3 separate regions of the Homo sapiens genome follow, and regions 2 and 3 are each linked to region 1. Evidence: chromatin loops called from intact Hi-C (ENCODE). Cell type or tissue: IMR-90. All regions are shown on one strand.

Region 1 (8,000 bases):
ATTAAACACATATATATTATGGGTAACAGTGAACCAAACACTTGCAAGGAAAATTTCCTTTTAAAAGTTAGGTATCCAGAGTCATCAGGCACAGGTTCTCTACCTTAAACTTACAGGAGGGCACTAGTGACAACGTTAAGGCTGCAAAGTCCTTCTTGACTTCCTTGGGCTAAATTATTAATCAATTATTGTGAACTGACAAAGAGCTTCATATCCACATTATTAAATTTATTTTGTATATTATAAAAATTTTCAATTTTCTTTCTTCTATTTGTGAACTTTTAACTGCCTTTTTTTGTAGAAGTGGTTTTGCCCTTGACCTTGAGAATAAAATAGTAGACACTAAATTGCATGTATTGGCATTCAGTGAAAATAATGGAAAGATCTGGGTCCTTATGTTGGCAACACCACTAACTGGGTGTTGTTTTGAGCCATAATTCTACATTCTCATACAATGTTCTAAATAAGCGTGGTCCATGAGGAGAGGGAATATCACAAGGTAGAGGTGGAAGATAACAGAAATATTTTAGGCATAAAATGGAAGAATCATACTGGAGGAGGGAAGGCAACATGTAAACTTTCTTCTATAATTGCATCAAGAACAGTTGAAAACATCCTAGCTCCACAGTTTTCTTTGCACATGACTTTTGGTAAAGCCTTAGTTTGGGAAAAGTGCATAGAATTATTCAGGGTCCCTGCCTGTCATCATGATTCCTTTGAGATGCTTCTTTCACTTCTGTGTTTCTTTACCTTTTTTTGTTGTTATTTTTGTATTTTCATGCTATCATAATATTGGAAAACATTTATGTATAATTTGATCTTTCTTCCAAAACGCAATATTTTCATTTATATGTATATATATATATATATATATATATATATATATATATATATATATGTTTTCTAAGTTAAAGAAACCTAAAGTTAATTTTGATAATTAATAAATAATCTCATGACTTATGGTAAGAGCCTTTATTTATGTGAGTTATATTTTGACTTGTACATAGTAAACAAAATTGTAGTAAATATCAAATTAGATAATATTAATAAAGTTTCTGTGTTATGTGCCTAAAACATAGTGGAAACTGTGTTAGTACAGTAGAAACACAGGAACATTGTAGTATAATAATGAAGAACAAGGACTCCGAGATCTTCATGTTTTAAAATCCTGGCTTTGGCAGGGCACGGTGGTTCACGTCTGTAATCCCAGCACTTTGGGAGGCCAAGGTGGACGGACCGCCTGAGGTCAGGAGTTTGAGACCAGCCTGGCCAACATGGCAAAACCCCATCGCTAGTACAAATACAAAAATTAGCCGGGTGTGGTGGCACGCACCTGTAGTCCCAGCTACTCGGGAGGCTGAGGCAGGAGGATCGCTTGAACCCAGGAAGTGGAGGTTGCAGTGAGCCAAGATTATGCCACTGTACTCCAGCCTGGGTGACAGAGCGAGACTCCATCTCAAAGAAAAAAAAAAATTCTGGCTTTGTCTCTTATCAGCTGTGTGTCTTTGTGCATCATATCTAGAATCTCTGTGCCTTACATACCTCATTTATAAATTGTGTATCTACTTTGAATCTGGTGGATTTTTAAAGAATATTACATGTGATAATGAATATATTCCAGTGCCTGGTGTACTATAAACCTCTAACAACTGTGACCTGTTAGTATTCTTAGAGTCAAGACAATTTTACAAATCAACAGTGATATTGGAATAAACACAAGAGAATGAGAACTTTACAACATCAAGTTCTAGGTTTGGAAAACAAAGCAAGTAAACAAAAGCTTCTACTTCATTCCAAATGTAAATTCTGTCTCAAACTGTTAGCAGGACTACTGCATTTTACCTCAGTTCTCCTCTACTGAAACATCCTCTCAACCCAGTGAGGATAACAGAGATAAGTCTGATGAAGATATAAGACATAGTTCCAAGATTTCAGATCTAAGTCATCACTTGCAAATTCAGCGATTATTTAAATTTGCCATTCTTCATAAACTAGAACAATATCTGGAAATTGTCTCTCTGTCTCTGTCTCACACACACACACACGTGCACACACGCATACAAATCTAATGCTCCCTCACTTTCCCAATTCACAAATAATTTTGAAAAGTTTCCCATTTTTTTGGCATTGTGTGAAGGTGTTGGGATGTATTATTTCTGGTGGGATAGTCATTCTCAGTTAAGCAAAGGGTAAGTTTAAAGATGTGGAAGTGGCCGGATGCGGTGTCTCACGCCTGTAATCCCGGCACTTTGGGAGGCCAAGGCGGGAGGATCACGAGGTCAAGAGATCAAGACCATCCTAGCCAACATGGTGAAACCCCATCTTTACTAAAATACAAAAAATTAGCAGGGCGTGGTGGTGCGTGCCTGCAGTCCCAGCAACTTGGGAGGCTGAGGCAGGAGAATCGCTTGAACTCGGGAGGTGGAGATTCCAGTGAACCAAGATTGCGCCACCGCATTGCAGCCTGGTCACAGAGCGAGACTCCATCTCCAAAAAAAAAAAAAAAAAAAGAAAGAAAGAAAAAGATGTGGAAATGTGAAAATGCACAGTTAATTTGGGAATTTCAAGGTGGTCATCATATTAGAGACATATTATATGAATGTGGGGAAATAGAAAAAAGAGGGACTGGGAATGTAGTCAGGATCCAGCCAATAAAGAGTTTTTTGCATAATAAAGAATTTTGATTTTGTTATACAGATAAAGGAAGACTTTTATGTAGGAGCTAGTATATTTGCAATATGATATAATTCTAAGATAAAGTTTAAAATTAATTAAAATATTTTCCTTACATTTGGTGTTCAATTCATTCAAGTAATACTTTAGCCATTAAACTCTCAAGAAAACTCATGCTTTCAATGATAATTTTGGGGGACTTTACTTAAACACAATGTGTTTAATAATAGCTTTGTGCTACATGTTGACGTCCTAGCAGAAGACTAAATAGTTTTGAAAATTGTTTCTATTCAAGAAAAGTTATTTTGTTTTTGGTTTTTTGCTTTTAACTTTTTTCCTCACCACAAATATTCACATCTGTCTTCTTCTTTGTATTTTACCTGAAGAAGAAGAGACAAATGTGCTTTGAGACTATTTCCTGAAACCCTATTAAGGAACCACACTAATCCTAATATGGTCAATAGTCAAGATTGAGAAGTTAATATTCTTAATTTTAAGTACTATGCTTTAAGATTCCTGTTGTCTCAGTGACTTATAGCTTCTGAGCTAGTTTTATGTTATACATACATGGATGGTGAATCAAGATACCTGTAAACTAGTGGTGATGTTGATATTAATGCTGGAAACTTCATGACTGAACTACAAAAAAGGAGAAAAATAACTCCAAAGAAGCTCCATGCTTAAACCTCCACACCCCTTTATTAACATTCCATCCTACAGAAGCTATCGTATGTTTCCTCAGAGCAAAAATAAATCACCTTCAAAATCCCTCCATTGGGCGGTTATTTATCTCTTTGTTTCATACTCATGCCCGTTCTCCAAGGCACCATGGATTGGGACGCTTAGAAGTCACACAATTTTTTTTTTTTTTTGCCTTATGTTTCAAAAGGCTTATTTAGTAGCCCTTCTGGAGACCAACTGAGAAAATGTTGAATAATGCATTCTGGGGATCATATTTGGATCTCTGTCACCAGCTATCAAAAAGATCCTTAGGGGTTCTCTACAGCATCCTTTTGCCTTTGCCTGTTTGACTAACTCAGACTTCCAGTAAACAACTGAAATATCAGCTTTGTGAAATGTTTTTGATGCATTCAAGCTTACTCGTGTGCATTTCTAAGTGCTGAATTCCCATATTTCCATATGCAATATGCTTTTATTAGAGTAATTTCCGTATTAAATTTATTTATTTTCCTATATTTTATTGTTCTATTCCCCACTAGATTGTAAGAGTCTTGCAGGCAGGACTCACTTTTAATTACCTCTGTGTCTCCAAAATCTGGTGAGCACTAATTATACAAATAGCAAGCACTAAAAAATACTTGAAGAATGATCAGGAATTTGTAATAGCTTTGTGCTAAAATGCAATCTCTTCCCTTACTTCTGATGGAGGTTTTTTTTTTTATTTCAAAAAATGCTATCTGTGGGTTTCACGTCTGCTCAACTCATGGATGAACATGTACAGACTTATTTTCTTGTTATTATTCCTTAGACAGGATAACAACTACTTACATGACACTTACATTGTATTAGGTATTGTAGGTAATCTAGAGGTGATTTAAAATATACAGGAGGATGTGCATAGATCATATGCAAATATCATGCTATTTTATATAAAGAAATTGAAATTTTGGTATCTGTGGGAGGTCCTGGTTCAATCCCCCATGGATACTGTGGGCTGTGGGAGGATCGTACGTATTTATATATAAATATATATACACACACACACACCCCAGTGATTTAAATAAGTGCATAGGTGTGTGTGTGTGTGTATACACACATATAAAAGAAATAATTCTAAGACTGAATGATTGCTTCTTATTAATCTGCCTTTTCTTCATTTAAAAAGTAATCTTAATCTTTATTTTTCTTACTCTATCTCATTTTCCCTATGGTGAAATAGCTTTTAGGAACTGCAGAGGGGCATGGCAGAGTCAGTAGCTCACAAGGTCAGGATTTATGTCCCGAGGCAAATAAAGCAGACAAACATGATACACTTTAGGTATGGGATTTCAGGAACAGAAGTGGAAAGGCACGCTGGTTTGACATTCAGGAATGCTGCAATGCACTTAAAATTAAGGTCAAAAGGCGCTCATGCCGGATATCCCTTACCATTCCTGTGCAGCAGGATTAGGAAAGAACAGATAAGACATTCATTAGGACAAGAATAAATAAACTTGGGGAATAGTCACACAGGGAGAAAATACCAGCTATCTTACCCTGAAAATGAATACGCTTGTGGTTCTGATTAAATAATGAAATAGACCGGTATTTTAAGAAAAATGATACCAGAAAGACTTTGCTCCCTACTCAAACTACTAATCATTATAAATGAATTCTAATGCGTATTTTAACATTTTGTGTTTAGACACTGTAACTTTATGTAAAGGAATGTGTGCTCGTGTTTTTACAATTGGAAGACAGAATAGGTCTCTTTTCTTAGCTTTCATAAATAATGACTAAATTATGGGTTTGTGATATTGTTTTTCCCAGGCCGTTTAAAAATAAAACTAAAAAAAATTATTGCTTTCTCTCTCTCTCTGTGTCATACTGTTTAATCGCATCTTATAATAAATGTTTCTTGGTAATGGCTTAGTTTGGTGACTTTAGTAAGTCTATTTACCTCTTAAATGAAAAGTGAAAAGAAATTTCAATGACTCCTTACTGTCTGGGGAAACTCTGTACTTGGTACCTGACTTTCAGTGGCCAGTGTTAGTGCATTACGGGAAAAAGTACTCCGTGGGTTTTGTTACCATAAATGCATACCCATTTCAAAATTGAAAATCAACTAGTATTTAAAATTACATATTTCAAATAGCAAACATATTAATATCATAGTCATATGTGCCTCTAATGGAACAATAGTAAGAGTAACAATTATTTATTATTATTAGAGTTATTAACAATTATAGTTGTTACCAATTATTTAAAATTAGTTTAAATTATTAATTATTCTTAAATAGTTATTTATTATATAAATGGTATATAAATTATATAAATAGAATTATACATTATAAATAAATATATAGATTATAAATAAATAAAATAAATTTATTTATATATTATAAATATATATGTATATTATGTATGAAGCACTGTGCCAAGTAGTTTTTAATGTAATATTTTCTCCATTTTCCATTATCACACTATGAAGTATTATTATAGTCCCTGTTTTAAAGTCTTAGAGAGGTTAAGTAATATGCCTTCAAGGTTATAGAACCAGGTCTGTTTGATGCCTAAACCTGTGCTCTTAAACAGCATGCTATATTTTTCCTTTTATGCTGAGTGCCAGATATATGGCTAGTGTCTCAAATACATTATTTTTAATTCTTATTATTCCACATTCACAGATGCAGAAGCTGGAATTCAAGCAATCTGTAGATACCTTAATCAAGATCACAATGGCAGGAAGTGATCTGTGGTCTGAACCAATGAATTTTTTTATTTTCACTTTTTAGTACGTCAAAATTTAAACACAACAAAGATGATTTCTCAAAAATAATAATGGTCTATAAAATAATCTAATTATTTAATTTTATTTTTTAAATGGTACTACTAAACCCTGATGTCAAGAACATGATAAAATGACTAAGGTCCACATTTCCTGCTGGTGCTAAATACATCATCATAATTTTATAGATTTGGCAAAGATTCTTAAAGTGATTGAGTTCAAAGATGCTGATATTAGAAATGAAGAAACTGAGGTTCAGTAAAACTGTGCCTTTAGTAAAGCACCCAGCTAGCTAGAGGCTATATGTACTAGTTCTGGTTCTGGCAGCAACCCTTAGTGTAATAGATTTTTTTTATACTGGTTATCAATGGCAATTTTATGACTCTGGAGTTAGAGAGACAGTGTGTTTGTTCTGAGATAATATATTTCTAACCCATGAAAAGAGGATTAAGCCACCTGAGGAATCTAAATAGAAAGTTGTTTACCTATTCAATTTATGCCATGAAAAATTGTATTGCTCAGAAGCATAGGTTGAGTCATCATAGACAAGAGTATGAATTGTAGTTCTGTGACATTAGAAAGTGATGATGTTTCTGATGGTCAGTTTTCAGGTTTGTAACTTATCATAACAAAGTACATATCGCAGTGTGCTTTCTCTTTTTGGTTCACATTATGCATCTTTTGCAAAATGGCGATGATATGTGCATATGTTTGTATAGACATATACATACATATATGCACAGATGTATGAAATACTATACAGATATTAGTAACATAATAGATCACATCAGTAATACTACAAATATAATAATACATTCTATTATAATAGCAGTGATAAATGATGATAAATATTTTATAATGACAACACATTATGCATTACACTAAGTTAATATATATGTATGCAACAGTTACATGCTCACAATCCCTTACTGCAGAATTCCAAATCCCCTATACTGCCATTTAAAGTATTTCTTTTTCAACACCAACACCACATATACTTTCTTCCCCACTAAGCCAGACTCTTGTACCATGTACTCTAAGAGATATTTGCAGTCTCCTGATCCTGCCTAGCAAGTTTTTTGTCACTTTCTTTATGAATGCTTTTTCTACCATCAGAAATATCTTTCAGAAACATCATCCCCCTTCACTACCTCATTCTCATCATATTTATAAGACTAAATGTTTACTCTGTCATTTAAAGGCCCTGGAGAAACTACTCCTGAATTCTTTTCTTATTCTCCAATGAGAAGTATGTTTCCTTATTCTGTATTTCTTTATAACTTTATCTATGCTTTCCTAGTTTCTTGTCACATAGTAATTTGATGTTTTGTAAGCTATGTGAAATTGGGCACTAAGCCATGTCCTCCTGCGACTCTACCGTGGGAATACTCCCTTCCAGTTCAGGGACTCAACACACTTCTTTTGAGTACATTTGTTAAATGATTTTCACAAACAACGACACAGGCATACAGCTGAGTGTGACCTCAACATGGATTTGAGAATAATCTTACTTTATTGCCAATTATAATTTGGGGCCTGTATATTTCAAAACATGATAGAAAGCATGAAAGATTATTTCCAACAGTGCAAATATAAAATTATTTTGTTTTAATATTTATGTGATTACATTAGTGTGAAACAAGCATTATCAGCACATGTTTTTTAGCATTAGTTGACTTAATGAAAATATGAATGAAATGCTACAGGTGGTGAAACAGTATAGGTAATACGTGGATAACTTAAATTTGAGAAATACTATTTCAGAATACTTTAGTTAGGAAAGAGTAATGTGATGGATAGAACTAATAAGTTGACTTATTCTGCAGGTACATGCCTCCCTGTTTGGAGGCAGTTGCTGTGAGTGAATAATTGCATTATT
Region 2 (8,000 bases), 520 kb after region 1:
AACCAGAGAATTAACATTGATATACTTTCATTGACTAAGCTAGAAGCCTGATTTGAATTTCCTGTGTCTTCACACTAGTGTTCTTTCTCTGTATCAACCTGGATCACATATCGCATTTAATAGTCATTTTTTTTTAGTTTCCTCCAGTCTATAAGAGTCTTTCTATCATTTTCTTTGTCTTTCATAACCTTAGCACTTTTGATAACAGTCAGGTATTTTGCATAATGTCATTCATTCCTTTTGTGTTTGTATGACATTTTATCATGATTACATGGAGATTTTTGTGTTTTTTTTTTCAAAAATGCCACTAAAATAATGTTTTACCCTTTTTATTGCATTATATCAGGAGGAATGTCATGTCAATATATCTTAAAACTGGTGATGTTAACTCTAATTAATTCATCACTTTTGTGTCTGCCAAGTTTCTCCACTGAAAAGCTATTGGTTTTCCTTTTGTAATTAATAGGAATCTTGCAGGGAGTTATATCTTGACTATGCAAATAACCTGTGCTCCATTATACTTTTCCTCAATACATTTAGTTTCCATGAATGATTCTTGCCTGCAACTATTATACCATGATGCATGCCCAAGGGTAATTATCTGTTTCTGTCATTCTTTCCACATTGCTTAATTGTGATTGTATTATAAGGAAGAGCTGTTGCTTCTTCCCCACCATTTACTTATTTATTCAGTTGTTTATTCCTATCAGCACAGACTCATAAGTATTTATTTTATGGTTCATATTCCAATACTATCATGATTTATGTTGTTACTTCAAATTCTTCCAGTTGAGATTATTGAAATCTTAAGTTGGTTCCTGTGTCCCTTTTAAATGCCTCCATCATCATTTGAACACTTCTTTACCTTCTTGCACCAGAAGAGGTTCCAACCTTATCTTATGTTTTTCTTCCCAATCCATTTCTTCATAAAAGATCCCATCCTTTTAAAAAAATAGCATTTAGAAATCAAGACCTGGTTATTAAGTGTGCTTATTGCTACTTGGGCAACAATATTGTGATATTGTTATATATAATATGCATCCATACACACTTTTACAGATATATATTAATGTATCCATGCACACATCAATATTTATTTCTCTACCATTTATCTATGGACATATGCAAAATCCATGACTTTATGTGATATAAATTCCAATCCAGCACCATAGAGTTCATTCTAACTTTTCTCCTTTCCACATTGTTACTTCTTTATCTAACATACAGAAACTTGGATCACATTATCCACAATATATTTGAGTATTTGTTCAATTCTAGTATACAAAAAAAAAGCATTTTCAGATTTTGTAATGCCTACATTTGCGAAAAGCAATGTTGCTAACTAGAGTACAATATCTCTTGTTTTCTTTTTTACCTTAACCTTTAATTTTACATTGCAATACTGCCTTCCAAAGTTCCTTAAATAGGTACTTTACTTTTTCACCCTCTTAAGTGGGAGTATGTTACTCATTTGTAATACAGTTCGGTTACTCTTTACTGCTTGTATTCCATGTTGGGTTTCCCTCACTTCCTGAGGGATTTTAAATTTTTAATCTATATTTTGGGTAGGCGAAACAATACTACAAACTTAGTTTCATGTCAATTCAAAAAGTATATTCCAAACAGTGTCACTGTCTTCTCATCTGTGCCACTCCACTCCACTTCTATTGTTTCATCCTCTTCACTCTGTTTTCACCATCTCCCTGTTAGTAATTGATCTTAATAGTTTCTGGTTATCATACCTGTATTTTTTTCTCCATAAATAAAAATATACATGTATATTTTCTTACATTCCTAACTTTCCTACATGAAACATATTATAGAAAACTCTGTTGCTCTTGGGTTTTTTTTTTTTTTTTTTTTTTTGGCTTAGCAATATATTCTGGGAATTATCCAACATTAGTTCATAGAAATCTACTTCTTTTTTTTTTTTTTTCCAAGACAGAGTTTGGCTCTGTTGCCTAGGCTAGAGTGCAGTGGCTCGATCTCCACTCACTGCAAGCTCTGCCTCCCTGGTTCACGCCATTCTCCTGCCTCAGCCTCCTGAGTAGCTGGGACTACAGGCGCCTGCCACCGTGCCCAGCTAATTTTTTGTATTTTTAGTAGAGATGGGGTTTCACCACGTTAGCCAGGATGGTCTTGATCTCCTGACCTCGTGATCCACCCTCCTCGGCCTCCCAAAGTGCTGGGATTACAGGCGTGAGCCACCGCTCCAGGCCAACTTATATTATGGATATTTAGTTTGTATCCAATATTTTACAATGACTAACAATGCTGAAATGAATAACCTGGTTCATATGTATTTTCATAATAATACATTGTGAACCTAAAATCAAAATCCTAATTGATGGTTGAAATCACAAAATTTAAATTCATTGAATTGTAGTTTTTTAAAGAGTCTTATATTTTCTTCTATTTCCTTTAAGAAAAAGGAATATTCTTAGTGTACTTTCATTATTTGAACTAAAGACACCTGCAGAATACTGGCTGTTACTAAAACACTTCAAAGAGGAATCAAAAATCCATTGCTAGTCCTGGTTTCACTAATTACCAGCTATGTGACATTTGGAAATCCATTTACACTTTAGTAACTGTTAATTGGAGGCTTGTCTAGCACATGCACTTTTTTTGAGATACATAGTGAACTGAGAGACCCATAAAGAACAGTTGTTCAGACTGCAGTCAACTGCCTTTCAGGAAACTCCTGGAGAGATGTGGGGGCGGGGGGGTGGCCAGGATCCACATGAGGATTAACCATTTCGTCCTAAAGATGTCTAAGGATATGGATTTAGCACTTTGATTTACATATTTTTTCTCACAGCATTTGCCTCATCTTTGGCTGATTCTGAATATCTGCTTGGAGGAAAAAAAGGTGCTAAAATTAGACGCTTTAATTTATTCTGCTACACACATATGCTCTCTTTCATCTGGCCAACTTGTAATAAGTGGATGTCCTAATCTCATCGTTCATATCTTTTTCATGTTGGCAGAGTTGAAAAAGAAAAAAAGAAGAAAAGCAGAAAGAGGAATTTGTGGAGAAGAAAATACTAAAGTCCTCCGGTCCCCCCAGAAGGAACTTTTTTTGTTAACATGACCTTACATTGTCCCACTGAATAATGCAAAATTTGTTTGGTTGTACCCTGCAGGGCTCCCAGGCCCGGAAGCCAGGGGCAGCAGCGGTACCAAGTTGGCACAAAGTAGCAGAAATGTCATTTTTTAATTATGTGGTTCTGAGGGGAATCTATTATCCACCGCTGAGATGCTGAAATCAGACAATTTATCTCCAAGGCAGCTCTCTCTACCATCTAGAATATATATCTTTTGTCACTGCAGGAAACAGAACGAGAGGATGTTTTTATTTCTGGTGCCTTATGTTTATAAGTTTATTCTTTTAAATTTTGCCAATGAAAAGAAATGACACCCTAACATATTTCTTGGGTCCCCTCTGCCCGCTTCTCCTTTGTGAAGGGTGTTCAAGTAACCCAGGCTCTTTTTTTTCCTGAGTTGGTATCAAATCTTCTAGGTCTCAAGTTCAAGAAGTCTTTGCATAGCCTCCAGATCATGTTCCGAATGCCCATTTCCAAGATAAATAGAAATAATTTGTTGAGAAGTCCCAAGAAAACCAGAGGCATCCACCTAAATTAATATAAATATAAACTGCTCTTTTGCATTTCAAACAAGATGCTGGAAACTATTTGAGTCATATCCATTCTCCCTCTCTATAAGCTATTTTCATTTAAATGTAAACTAATACTTATATCTACCAGCTTGTTCATAATGATTGTGCATTATTTCTGCTTTTTTTTTCCCTTAAGGTATCAAGGCAAATGAAAAAAATTAGCTCATATTTGTCTTCTTCCCCAACCTCTCCCTTCTTTAAAAAATCTGCTAAATTCATTATGTTCTCTACTCTGTGTGCATCAGGGCTCCAAGCAATTCAGATCTATTAACCATCAGGTACAAGCTAAAGTGCTTTTAAAACAAATGCCTGCAGTTTATTTTAAATGAATGTATGCTTTCTATATTCTGCAAAAGCATCAGGAAATTTGATCAAAACTTGGCATGGCTGAATGACAATAGCTGCACTGTCCTCTAGTGGAATATTTTAGGCATAACAAGACAAAGGCAGATAATCTTTTGGTCTTTTTCTTTCATGCGCCTATGTGAGTTTGTGTGTGTGAGTGTGTGTGGTGTGTAGCTTTTCAGAATCAAAGAGAAATGGTATGCCACCTGTTAGGCCTTTGAAGGTTTTTTATTTTATTCTGGAATACAAAATTTTCAAAGATTGTTGATTTCCTAACACCAAAAGCATATATCACTATGATATTTTCAGCTCTATCTCTGGTAACATGAGCAAGAGAAGAATGTGATAATCTTTACTGTAGACTTTATTGCTGTACATGTTAGAATGTAAACATTCCAGTTAGAATTTTAATCCACTTCGAGTATTCTTTCATAAGTATATGCAACTCAGAGAAGAAATATGTTTCAAAGAGTCATTCATACTTACATGTTTGTAAAATCGTTCCAATCAAACAGAAGAAAAATTATATTTAGAAAGATCCACCAATGGGTAATACAGGGTTGCCTCCACTATTTCTATTAGTAGAAATGTTAGATGTATTGAGGGATTTGATTCTGAATCTATCAAAGCAAGCATGTTCTGAAACCTCTTCCAGACTGACCTGTATTATTTGGGATTTTTAATATACAGGATAAACACACACACACACACACTTGGGAGTATGATGGGGAGGAAAGTGGAGCCAGTTGGGTAATTGGAATTTACTTTTTAGCTTCCTCAGGAACATTGAATCATAATATGTATACCTATGTAAATATGTAAACATCACAGAATCTCACCTCCAGACCTATCTTTAATGTATCCGGATCACCCTAATTTGTAGCTTGTTACAAAATCCTTGCCATTCGGCTGAATCAACGATATCTCACTCTTATCAGTTCCCATTTCCTAGACTCTCAGACAGAAAACCAGACACTCAATATGTTTTTCTTACTAACTGGGCAGCAATAAGATCCAGGCCCAGAATGAGACCTCATATGTTCAAATCCTATATCTAGTACCAGTGCTGATATTTCTAGTGAGTTGCATAACTCTCTGAGCTTCATTTCCTTGTCTATGAAAGGGAGATAATAATAATATCTACCTCCTAGAGCTGTGTGTAGATTAAATGAACTAGGACATATGTAAATCAGCATCACATAGGAAAATGCTACTGCAAAAAAGTTATGAGCTATATAAATACCATTCAAACTTTGAAGCATGAATCCAGATGACCATTTACCACTGTCAATAAGGATAAAGTCCCCAAAGTTGATAGCAAAGGAATGAAAGAGAGAGGGGGCAAGAATGGTTGTAGAAATTGAAGTCACCTGTGTGACTAAGAAAAACTAAATTTTCCCGAAATGCTGTTTGTTATTAACAATAGCAAACTGAGTATCACATGTAAGGCTCATGAGGAGTGGCAAGAATTCCTCTAGGAAAATTCTCTGTAATCTGTTAATGGATAGGGAAAGAAGTCCATACCTAAGGGAATTGCCTGGCTCTATCTGAAGCCTCACGAGTTCTATTCTTTGAGTCTTGGAGCAAGCATGTGAAGAGAAAGAGGCCTTTTCTTCTTGGTTTCCTCCAATACATCCAAAGTAAATTAAACACCTCAATTTATTAAGGCATTAATATTAAAAGACCATTTTACAGATGGGAAAAAGAATGATATGCTAAGCCTTGCAGTACTGGCTCTGTCCTTAACTGGTTGGCTACTAGATCTTATGAAAAAAAAAAAAAAAAAAAACCTTAAATTCCCAGGCATTTGATGTCCTGATTTGAGAAAAAAAACATAAATTTCTCAAGATTCTATACATGATTCTATCAGTTGGTTATGTCTTAACTGATTGATATGGTTTGGCTCTTTGTCCCCACCCAAATCTCACCACTAATTGTAATCCCCAAGTGTCGAGGGAAGAATCTGGTGGGAGGTGACTGGATCATGGGTGACGTTTCTCCCATGCTGCTCTCTTGATAGCGAGGGAGTTCTCACAAGATCCAATGGTTTAATAAATGGCAGTTTCTCATAGGCTTTTTGTTCTCTCTTACCTGCTGCCAGGTGAGACGTGCCTGTTTCTCCTTCCACCATAATTTTAAGCTTCCTGAGGTCTCCCCAGCCATGCGGAACTGTGAGTCAATTAAACCTATTTTCTTTATGAATTACCCAGTCTTGGGCAGTTCTTTATAGCAGTGTGAGAACAGACTAAATACACTGATGAAATAAAACCTGATTCAGAAACCTGATTCCATCCAATAATCCAGATACACACACACACACACACACGTGATATGGTTTGGCTATGTCCCAACCCAAATCTCATCCTGAATTGTAGTTTTGATAATCCCCATGTGTCATGGGAGGGACCCAGTGGGAGGTAATTGAATCATGGGGGTGTTCATGATTCAACAACACTGCTGTTCTTATGATAGTGAGTGAGTCCTCATAAGATCTGATGGCTTTATAAGGGGCTTCCCCTTCACTCATTTCTCATTCTTCTCTCTCCTGCCATCATGTGAAGAAGGATGTGTTTGCTTCCCATTCCACCATGATTGTAAGTCTCCAGAGGCCTCCCCAGCCATGCGGAACTGTGAGTCAGTTAAACCTCTCTCCTTTATAAATTACCCAGTCTCAGGCAGTTCTTTATAGCAGTGTGAGAACAGACTAATACAATATGTATGTATGTATGTATGCATGTATTTATGTATGTATGTATGTATATATGTATATAAAACACAACCTTCAAGGGGAAAATAAATAAACTTAGTCTAAAGAAAAACAAACAGTATAATACAAAAATATTCAGGCCATTGTGAATGTCATAAAAGTTAAGATAATAAACTATAAAGTTTTGAGAGATAGTTTTGACAACAGAATTACTACCCTGAAATTAAGCTGTAAATAACCCATTCCACTGAATTTAGTACTAATAACAAAGCTGTTTTCTGTCACCAAAATTCATATTAGGCAAGTCTCTTTGCTCTCAAAATATAAAAAAGTAAATAGAATATAATCAATTTAAATGTTTCAGAGGTACTCAGGTGTTCTTTAAGTATCTCTACAATTGGGTTATTTGTTTAAAATGCTTATGCAAACTTCCTCATGTATTTTGTAGGGAAACACGTGCTCCCAAGCATGCATACACATGCACAGAAACATGTGTAACTGAATGTTTGTCAAGGTTTGATTGTTAGGCTAAGAGATACGGTGCATTGTATTAAATTTTTACTTCGACTCATGTCCAGCAGGAATGCATATTTTTACCCTCTTCATTAATATTCTTAGGGAGAGCCTGGTTTTCTATCTTCTATCCTGTTTGAAAAGTCTTTAACAAAGGATCAAAATATGTAGCTTTTCTTAAATATTGTTGTAGTATTTTTCCTTTCTTTATTCTGTAAGGCAAAAGCCTCAACTTTATACAAATTTGTTTCTCTTATAAAATTTTTGTATTAGATAGAAAAATAAAAGAGGCGATTTTATAGCTCTATACTGCCAAGTGTCAAGTTTTTGTTTTTCTCCACTTGATATAAATTACCTTTCATCTTCACATTTAAAAAAAAATAAGGCTAGAATGAAATTATTATTTTTATTTTGTTTAACAATCCACTCCCTTGCAATAACAAGTCCTGCAGCATTGTTCAGCATAGCTTGGCTTTATTCTATTGCTTTTATTTTATTAAGAATATACCTCTTTCCAGTCCTATGGTATAATCATTTAGCAGTTGCAAAATTTCACCTAAAATATGCCAGCCTGAACAGATCTTCCAAGATTTGTGTGAGTTTAAATAGCATGGCAGCAGGTAGTAGATATTGGTTTTCAAAAATAGAACTATGAAATCAAATTAAAATCTGTTTAGTAAGGAAATATATGACAAATATTTTTATATGGAATATAAAAAATAAAACACAATCAATGAAGCTCCAGGAATGTTTATA
Region 3 (8,000 bases), 250 kb before region 1:
CTTAGGATGATCCCGTATGGTAGGTGCTTTTGAATGTATGTTCCAAGCTAGATAATCCAGGAGTAGCCAAGCCAGAGATTTGTTCCTTGTCTATGAGGAACATTTGAGCCCCTAGCCAGTCCTGGGAAACATGGGCTGTAGAGGGAATAGAGAGGCTCTGAGTTTGAGGTTGCATGAAAGTTGCCAGGTGGAGGTCATTAAAGGAAGCTGCTAAGTGAAAATGCTATAGAAACTGCATGTTGTTTGCAAGTGGTTGTGGTTCTCCTGTCCAGCCCACTACCTCTGGAGTCTCTCTCCTGTGTGTAAGCCCCTAATAAAAGCACGTCTTGTTTGCTGACTCTGGGTCTCCTCTTCAGCCTCTTGAATCTGATGTTTCCCCTTTTGAAGTTAACAGGGTTTGGCACAAGATTCAGCTATAGCATCTTTAATCGCAAGATATTAAATCAAATGGGTATGTACATCCCCATAAGCTTTTGGAGTATTTCCTAGGAATCAGGGCAATATTATTTAGAATAAAGAAAGAAAATCCTTTAATTTTATTCTTATAGCCCCTTTTGCTCCAGTAATTTCTAAGACCACGTCATGTTTTCAAGGTTTACTTTGGCTACATTGTGAATATAGGTGGATTGTACATCGAGAGCTTTGCAATTTCAATGAGCCTATAAATGAAATAAAAATAGCTTTATTGTATCACTCAATTCTTCTGTACATGATCTTGTCTGGAATTAGTAGTTTGGAATTTTCTGAAATTATAAATATATAATATTCTAAAATTATATATATCTATATATATATATGGATATATACACACGCTCCAAAACTTCTGACAAAGTTCCTCATTGTTACAAGTTCTCCTTAACAATAGCTTCAAATTATACTTCAAGATAAAAATAATTTAGATGTCTTGGTTTTCTTCTCCCTCCTGTCTGCATTTCCATACCCAAATCTTTCTTATAATGCTACCTCCTCCACACAGAATGAAATGATAATCTTTCCTTTCTGAATCCCATAACACAGGAGCTAGCTATTTCTTTCTTAGAGCATTTAACCAGTGTATGCTCTGTGAAAGCAGAGTTGTTTTTGATTGGCACCATGAGCATTCATCATCCTTGTTACATAGTAGGTGCTCAATAAAATTACTTTGACTTGCACTCAGGTCTTCCTTGTACAAAAACTATTGCACAATCAGGCGTATGTCTTATCTTTAAAACCCGCAATGCCAAATGCTTAGTAAATATTCAGCAAATAATAATGATTATTGTTACCTATACTAAAGATCTATAAACTCATAGAGAATAAAGTTCTATCTTATTCATCATCTTATCTTCTACAGTGCTTTGTGCATACTATAGACAATATTTATTTAGTAAATGAATTCAGCCTGAGAGTTCTGTTCACAGTGCGCTTCTTAAATCCAAGTCTAGAGGTTTATATCCGGTATAGAATACTTGTATTCTATACAATTTATATTTAATTAGGAGTCATATTTCCAGAAGCACTTTGGAAACAAGTGGCAACTATTCCAACAGGCCTATCCAAACACAATAAATTTGAAATACATTTGAAGAGAAAGGAAATAACTCCTTCTCCCCCCCAAAAGAAAAGCTTGTCTATACTGAAGGACTTAATGTTCCTACCAGATAACCAAAAAATGTGCTGAATTCAAGGAAAGAAATTTATGTGTGGCCATCTGAACTTCAAGAAATAATTGCTCTGCTAAGATTTATCTTCGTTACTACTGAGTTAATGGAAGGCTACATTTTCGTGTGCAAAGAATCTTTTTTAAAAATAAAAGCAATTAAAACCTCTTAGGCACACCACCCTTATTTGACAAGAAAGTTGTCCTCGCATATAACCTGTCATAGCCAAGTCTGCAAAGTGCACTCCTGATAAGTTTTTAAATATAATCTTGAAGATTGACAATATTGGCCATATTCTCCCCGTTATGTGTTGTTGAAAGAACAAATGACTTCCCAGGAAGAAAAAAAATTTGAAAAAATTGCTAAAAATATATAGTAGTCATTTTTCACTATAACAGAAGACAACTCAGAAACATGGAGTACAAAAAAAAAAAAAAAGTCAATTTATAGAGATGCTTGCCCATTTACTTCTCTTAAGAATGTCTTCCAGGAACAGAAAGCATGTCCTTGGTGGGTCGAATGAGTTTCATTTAGGTTTTAGATTAGCTGCTGCCCTAAAATCTATCTTGAAGGGCTTGTGTTAAATGACAAGGTTGTGAAATGAAATACAAATTAGGCTTAACTAGGATAGATTGCATTAAAAAAATGTACTCGACTCAACAAGGAAGTTCAACCAAAGTTCAGTGAGTTCATGCTGGTGTGAAGTGGGGTGAGCGGCTGGGCACAGCATCATGTCTGCTGTGGGCGGGACCTCACTAAGACATCTTCTTGCTTCCAAACACAGGTGATGTAACGAGAACATACACAAACATGGGTTTTCCAGCGGTGACCGACAGCTTGTCGGATGCCGTTAATTAGAGCCACAGAGGATAAATCTCACACTCAGTTTTATGACCAGCATGCCCTCTATTGGTTTGCACTAAATACATGTTGACCAATATTTCAAACACAGCGTATATCTGCATCATGAATAGATGTTTCTGATTTAAAAGTCATCATTCATATGCTTGTGAGCAAAAAGATGAATCGAATGGCATCAAAATAGATATTATCTTTTTCAACTATAATACACATTTGAACAATTCATTTACATAATTTAAAAATAAGTTTGAATTCATATCACATATCCTAAGAAAATTATTTTATTTATTTACATTAAGATATTTACAAATTTGAAACACTTTTTAAGTTCCAGATCTATCTGAGAACACAACTGTTTTCTCATGATATAGTCTAGGATCTAAAACAATTTGCTTTGATAAAACATGGTTAACATATATGCTAACTGTTCGAATACTTTGTCTTTTTAATTTAATTCTCTCAAAATGCTATGATGGAGATACCACTATTACCTGTATCTCTGTTCGACAGATGAGAAGGCTGAGGCACAAAAAGAGTTAGTAATTTGCTAGAGAGGCCAGGCTTGTATGGAAGGGAATCAGGATTTAAACACAGGCAATTTGGCTGCAGAGATGAGATCTTAAACCACCATATTGTGACATCCTGCCATCTTATGCTCAACGAAAGAAGAAGGAATTACAAGGGACACACAGTCAGAACACTAGGATGGTCCAAGTTGAGAGATCAAAAGTGGGGATGTACAAAACCGGTTTAAATAACGTTACTGGTTAAAACTGCTAATGGGTACAGGGATTTATTTGGGGATTAATGAAAATGTTCAAAAATTGATTGTGGTGATGGTTGCACAACTCTGTGAATACATTAAAAACCACTGAATATGTGTGTGAGTGTGTGTGTGTGTGTGCATTTAATACATGTAATTTGACTATTTTGATTAATCTCTCAAATTGTTACTGAAAGGCTGTTATCAGACCAGGAAAGACTAATGGATACTGTATAACTTTGTTTAATTGTATTTAAAGATAGTCTAAAATCGCAGTATAGCATTGCGTGAACTGACATGTTCTTCTATACCATAGTTCCCCCACCCCCCTCGTTTGGTAACTTGATTGTCACATGCACTTCATTGTGACTTGGTTATGACTTGTAATGTGATTGCGACATACACACGGTGTATCTTATGTATTTAGAAATCTTCTCTTCTAATTACTCAGAAAGTAATTCTACTGTCTCTTTCTCCTTTTTAAAACATTCTGATTAAAACTGAAAATACATTCAGATATCATTATTTTTGTTTTTTCTTCTTTATCTTCAGACTTGTTCTTTAAACTTCTTTTTTTTTTTTTAATTTGAACTATGGGACAGTCGAGAAGTTAATTTGGGATGGGTCACTTTCTGAAGACCTTTTAAAATAAATTGGATTTCACCTGCTTTTTTTCTTACCTGGAAGTCGACAGAAATGCTACCTTTATCAAAACAAAGCATTCTGTCTTCTATTTGTATTATGAGTATTCACAGTCTAATTTTCCTAAAATTACATCTTCATATGTTAAACAAAATTTTTGTTGCCCTAGGGAAAGATGTATAGGGTAATTTCATCCCACAATGTATTAGACACTTTATAAAGTATTCATTTTTGTTTTATTTTGTTTTACTTAAAACCATATTTTGTGGTATGAATTGTGAGAGAGGGTAAACCAAATGTACTATCTTTCATTTGTATTTACAGTGTGTTATATTCTTTTACACACATAATGAAAGGGTCTTACTGACCCTTATGTTGTAAGCTACATGAAAAATATGCATTAAGATTTTAATTATAAACAGATTTAGTCACCACTGTTTATGTTCTTTTAGTCTGCATTAGCACGGTCATTTAAATAAAACATTTGTTTGTAAATGTGTGTGTTTCACTTGATATAGCTAATTACAAACCTGGCTGGGATTTTTACGATACCTCTTTTAAAGCATAGTTTTTATGTAAATTTGAACATTTCATCTTAAAAATGCCTCGTGTTTGATTTAATATGCTTGAATTAAATATATTCTATCTACTTGAATCTCTCTCTATTTAAAGGAATTTTTCTGAAAAACAGGCATGGCAGTTAACTTCCTGTCTGTGGCTTTCCAAGAATGAATTAAAATGTGCAAAATGATTTGAGATTCACGGTGAAAGGATGCTTTAGAGTGTTAATCCCCCATGAATTCTGCCTCCAGGATTCTGCCTAAATGAGCAGGAAACTTCTGGAATTGAACAAGCATCGTGGGTGGCCATGCTATGGTTAACAGGAAGAGAAGGGAGATTTCAATTAAAGATGTGAGTTAACTCATATAAATACTATTATTTGTGGGTGCTTGTCCATGTGTGTGAGTATAGGCCTGCACGCTGATAGAACAGAGAGACCAAAAGGACTGAAATATAAATTCTCCCATCTGTCAGGAGAAATGCTCTTGGGAGAGGATAGATATTTTCAGGAATTTATTTTGTATCTCTTAACATACTTCAGTGATTTAAAATACCATTGAATTTGGCTATGATCAGGATTTTGGAGACTTGTAGATAAATTAAAGGGCAGCACTCTGTTTTGCTTTACTGTTGAAATTTTATAGCCTAAATTGTTTTTCCATTTCTATTTCCATGTTCTGGGTTTGGGAAGGAATGTAACATGCATTACTTCCTGTGTATTACAATGGGAAAAATTTCCCACATTTTACACACACACAGTTCAAATAGTATTGCTTTAAAGAACAGAATTAGAAATCCTGTCTCTGATGATTACTGCAGAAATTAATCTCTGAATTATTTTCTAGATTTCTTCATTATTCATTTACAATTACAATATTTCTGTGTTGAGGTATACTAGCAAAGTAGCTTTTTAATGTTTTCTTTAGCCATGAATCATGCATACATACACACACACACACACACACACACACACACACACATAAATACATACATCTACAATTAAATGTATAATATTGGATTGCTATTTATAAAATTGTTTAAAAGTAAGTAAATTCCTTCAATTTCTAAAAGCCAGATATTTAAACATTTCCACATATAATTTAAAACTAACAAATATAATCATTCCGCTAGTCTAATTTCATGTGAAATATTATGTATGAAGTGGGGCAAGGTTGTGGAGGGTTGGGGTAGGTAGAAAACACTTTGTAAGGATATTAAAAATTAAGAGCCAAATGACTTTATCATTTGTTTTTTCATATAACTATCATTTGCATGAGGGACTTTAGTTTTGTTTCTTTTAAAATTTTTTGAGATTTGGTGCCCTGGTGTCTTTTCAAATTCTCATAGAACAATTGGAATTAGGCACCTAATTTTTCAACTTCTTAAGGAAAATGATAATGGATTAAGCAGCAGAAAATGCCTGAAGGTTTCACTGATGTAATCTTCCTTGTCTTTTAGAGCACACCTCATTTTTTGTGCTTTATTACTTTTTTCACCATTTTTCATGAATAATGGGGCTGGGCACTGCTGCTGCTTTAGGAATGGGGTTGTATCCCAATCACCATATTAGAGAATTGCCTGGTCCCATAGCAGGTATCCCTACTGATGAAATTCATGAAGATGCCACTCAATGGAATCCCCCAGAGGGAGTTTGTTTAAAAATGACAAGGACAGTATATCTAATGATAGTTTCTTTCTCTTCAGAATGCCACTAACTCTTGAGATGTGTTTGGCATACTGTATACTCTTTCTACCCTTTAACAGCAAACACAATCATGTTTTATTGTTATTTTTATTTTTTAGCATGTACAATATACCAAGAATTCCCTTTGAAGAGACATTGACTTGTAAGGTTTTCTTCCACGTCCTGGGAAAGGCCCCACCGATGAATGCACGTGGCCATGCCTTTACCAAATTTGAGGGCAAGATAGTTTCCCTATGATTGGTCAAGCCCTCACCCACTACCACTCCAGCTCCCCCTCAGTCACACTTCCCCTTAGCCAGGCACCACTGGAGTGGTCACAGGCAATATTAGGATTTGGCAAAAAGGAACTGAGTTGAATATGTGTTTAGTGTGTGTGCATTGGGACGATATTGATTTGGTTCACAGTAACTTCCATGTCTAGTTATTTGGGTCATGTCTATGCTGACTCTCGCTTGTCAGGGCACAAAGGAGTCTGTCCTGTACTGCCTAACACTGCAAGTATGTCCCTAATGGGATAGATGAGTGTTAGAAATATGTGGTATGAGAAGTTGGCTTTTGAAAATTTTTTCATTTATGTGATGTATACAATTTTAGTGGGGAATTTGGTTTTCAACAATGACAAATTAAAACAGAAAATCTTTTCTTTCAAGGATGTATGAAAATTTTCAGCATGTATAAGTGTACAATACATTTTGTTTTTCTTTATTAAGGGAAATGGTACATTTGCGAAAATGCGGTATACCTTTTAAAGAGGAAAGATGTTTTGCAACATTTCAACTAAACAGGAAAGAAATGATAGACCATTTATTTGGACTTGTGTGTTTTATGCCTTCTTTCATCACTTTAAGGTTATTAAAAATTAGGAAATTTTTCTAATAAACTGAATGGAACCTGAAACTTAAGTCATAATTATGTGAGTGGTAAAATTAGTAGACATTTCATTCTAATATTGAGAAGGAAATTAAAAACAAAACTTTTACACTGTACCAAAAGTAGAAATTTGTTATGAATTAGAGATGTATTTCAAATACAAGAAAAAGGCGGATTTTTTATTGTTAATAATCTACTTAATGTAGGAGATATTGTTACACGAATACATAACAGAAAGATTTATTTTTCTGATTTTAACAAAAATATTAGAATTAAAAAAAAACAAGATGAAACTCATAATATGCCAGCACAATAAGAGCAAGCTCTGACAAAAAGCTGGTAATTGTGGATCAGAAAAATCAAAGAAAACTTAGGTTTTGTCAACACACACACTTTAAATTCTTCGAAATCAATGAAACCCTGAAACTGACAACAACATTAACATTTATTATTAGCATGAAGTGTGAAGTTGAAACTTGTCTAAATGATTAATAATAATAATACAATTTTAACAATGCCACCTGAAAAACTGAATTATCTCTCTATTCTCAACATAAACAAAATAGTGAAATTGTCATAAGATGAAGCCACTAAATAAGTATACAATCAAAATGTACACTTAAAAATATCAAGGAAGTATGTCAGATAAAATTAACAAGAAAAGTTGAGTTATTTCAATTTCTGATTCTTCTGGTATTGATCAAATTTTTAAAATTTGTAAGTATTATTTTCTCAAGATAGATAAGCTATATATATACAGATTCTTTTTCAATCAATGTATCTATATAGAGACAAAGTAAAAAATATACATATATATATAGAGTGTGTGTTTTGTACACATATGTATATATAGAGAGAGACAGTTCATATTCACATATATAGACAATTTGTGCCTAATTTTGTTTTAATAGCTTATATTCTTTTTCTTAAAATGAGACTCCAAAATTATACAAACTTC

The links. Hi-C counts contacts between places; a loop is a spot of excess contacts. Peaks named below come from ENCODE experiments on the same cell type or tissue, not always from the same donor. Only the 100,000 strongest peaks of a DNase experiment are listed, where the experiment ranks them.
Region 2: a loop joins it to region 1, with 4 times the contacts of the local background. A loop is called at or near these places in 1 of 110 quality-filtered maps.
Region 3: a loop joins it to region 1, with 1.9 times the contacts of the local background. A loop is called at or near these places in 1 of 110 quality-filtered maps.

The regions. Positions count from the first base shown.
Region 1 is chr14:83,813,710-83,821,709 of GRCh38, reverse strand. No RefSeq gene overlaps it. Among named protein-coding and RNA genes, the nearest start is that of LINC02305, 98 kb to the left of the region's middle. In IMR-90, no CTCF peak of the experiment used is centred here; a DNase peak (open chromatin) is centred at 4,769.
Region 2 is chr14:83,296,751-83,304,750 of GRCh38, reverse strand. LOC105370601 (a long non-coding RNA gene) reads right to left here. Exons shown (of 5, transcript XR_944092.3): 4 at 866-941. Among named protein-coding and RNA genes, the nearest start is that of LINC02305, 610 kb to the left of the region's middle. In IMR-90, a CTCF peak has its summit at 4,087 (motif pointing left); no DNase peak of the experiment used is centred here.
Region 3 is chr14:84,061,662-84,069,661 of GRCh38, reverse strand. No RefSeq gene overlaps it. Among named protein-coding and RNA genes, the nearest start is that of LINC02305, 150 kb to the right of the region's middle. In IMR-90, no CTCF peak of the experiment used is centred here; no DNase peak of the experiment used is centred here.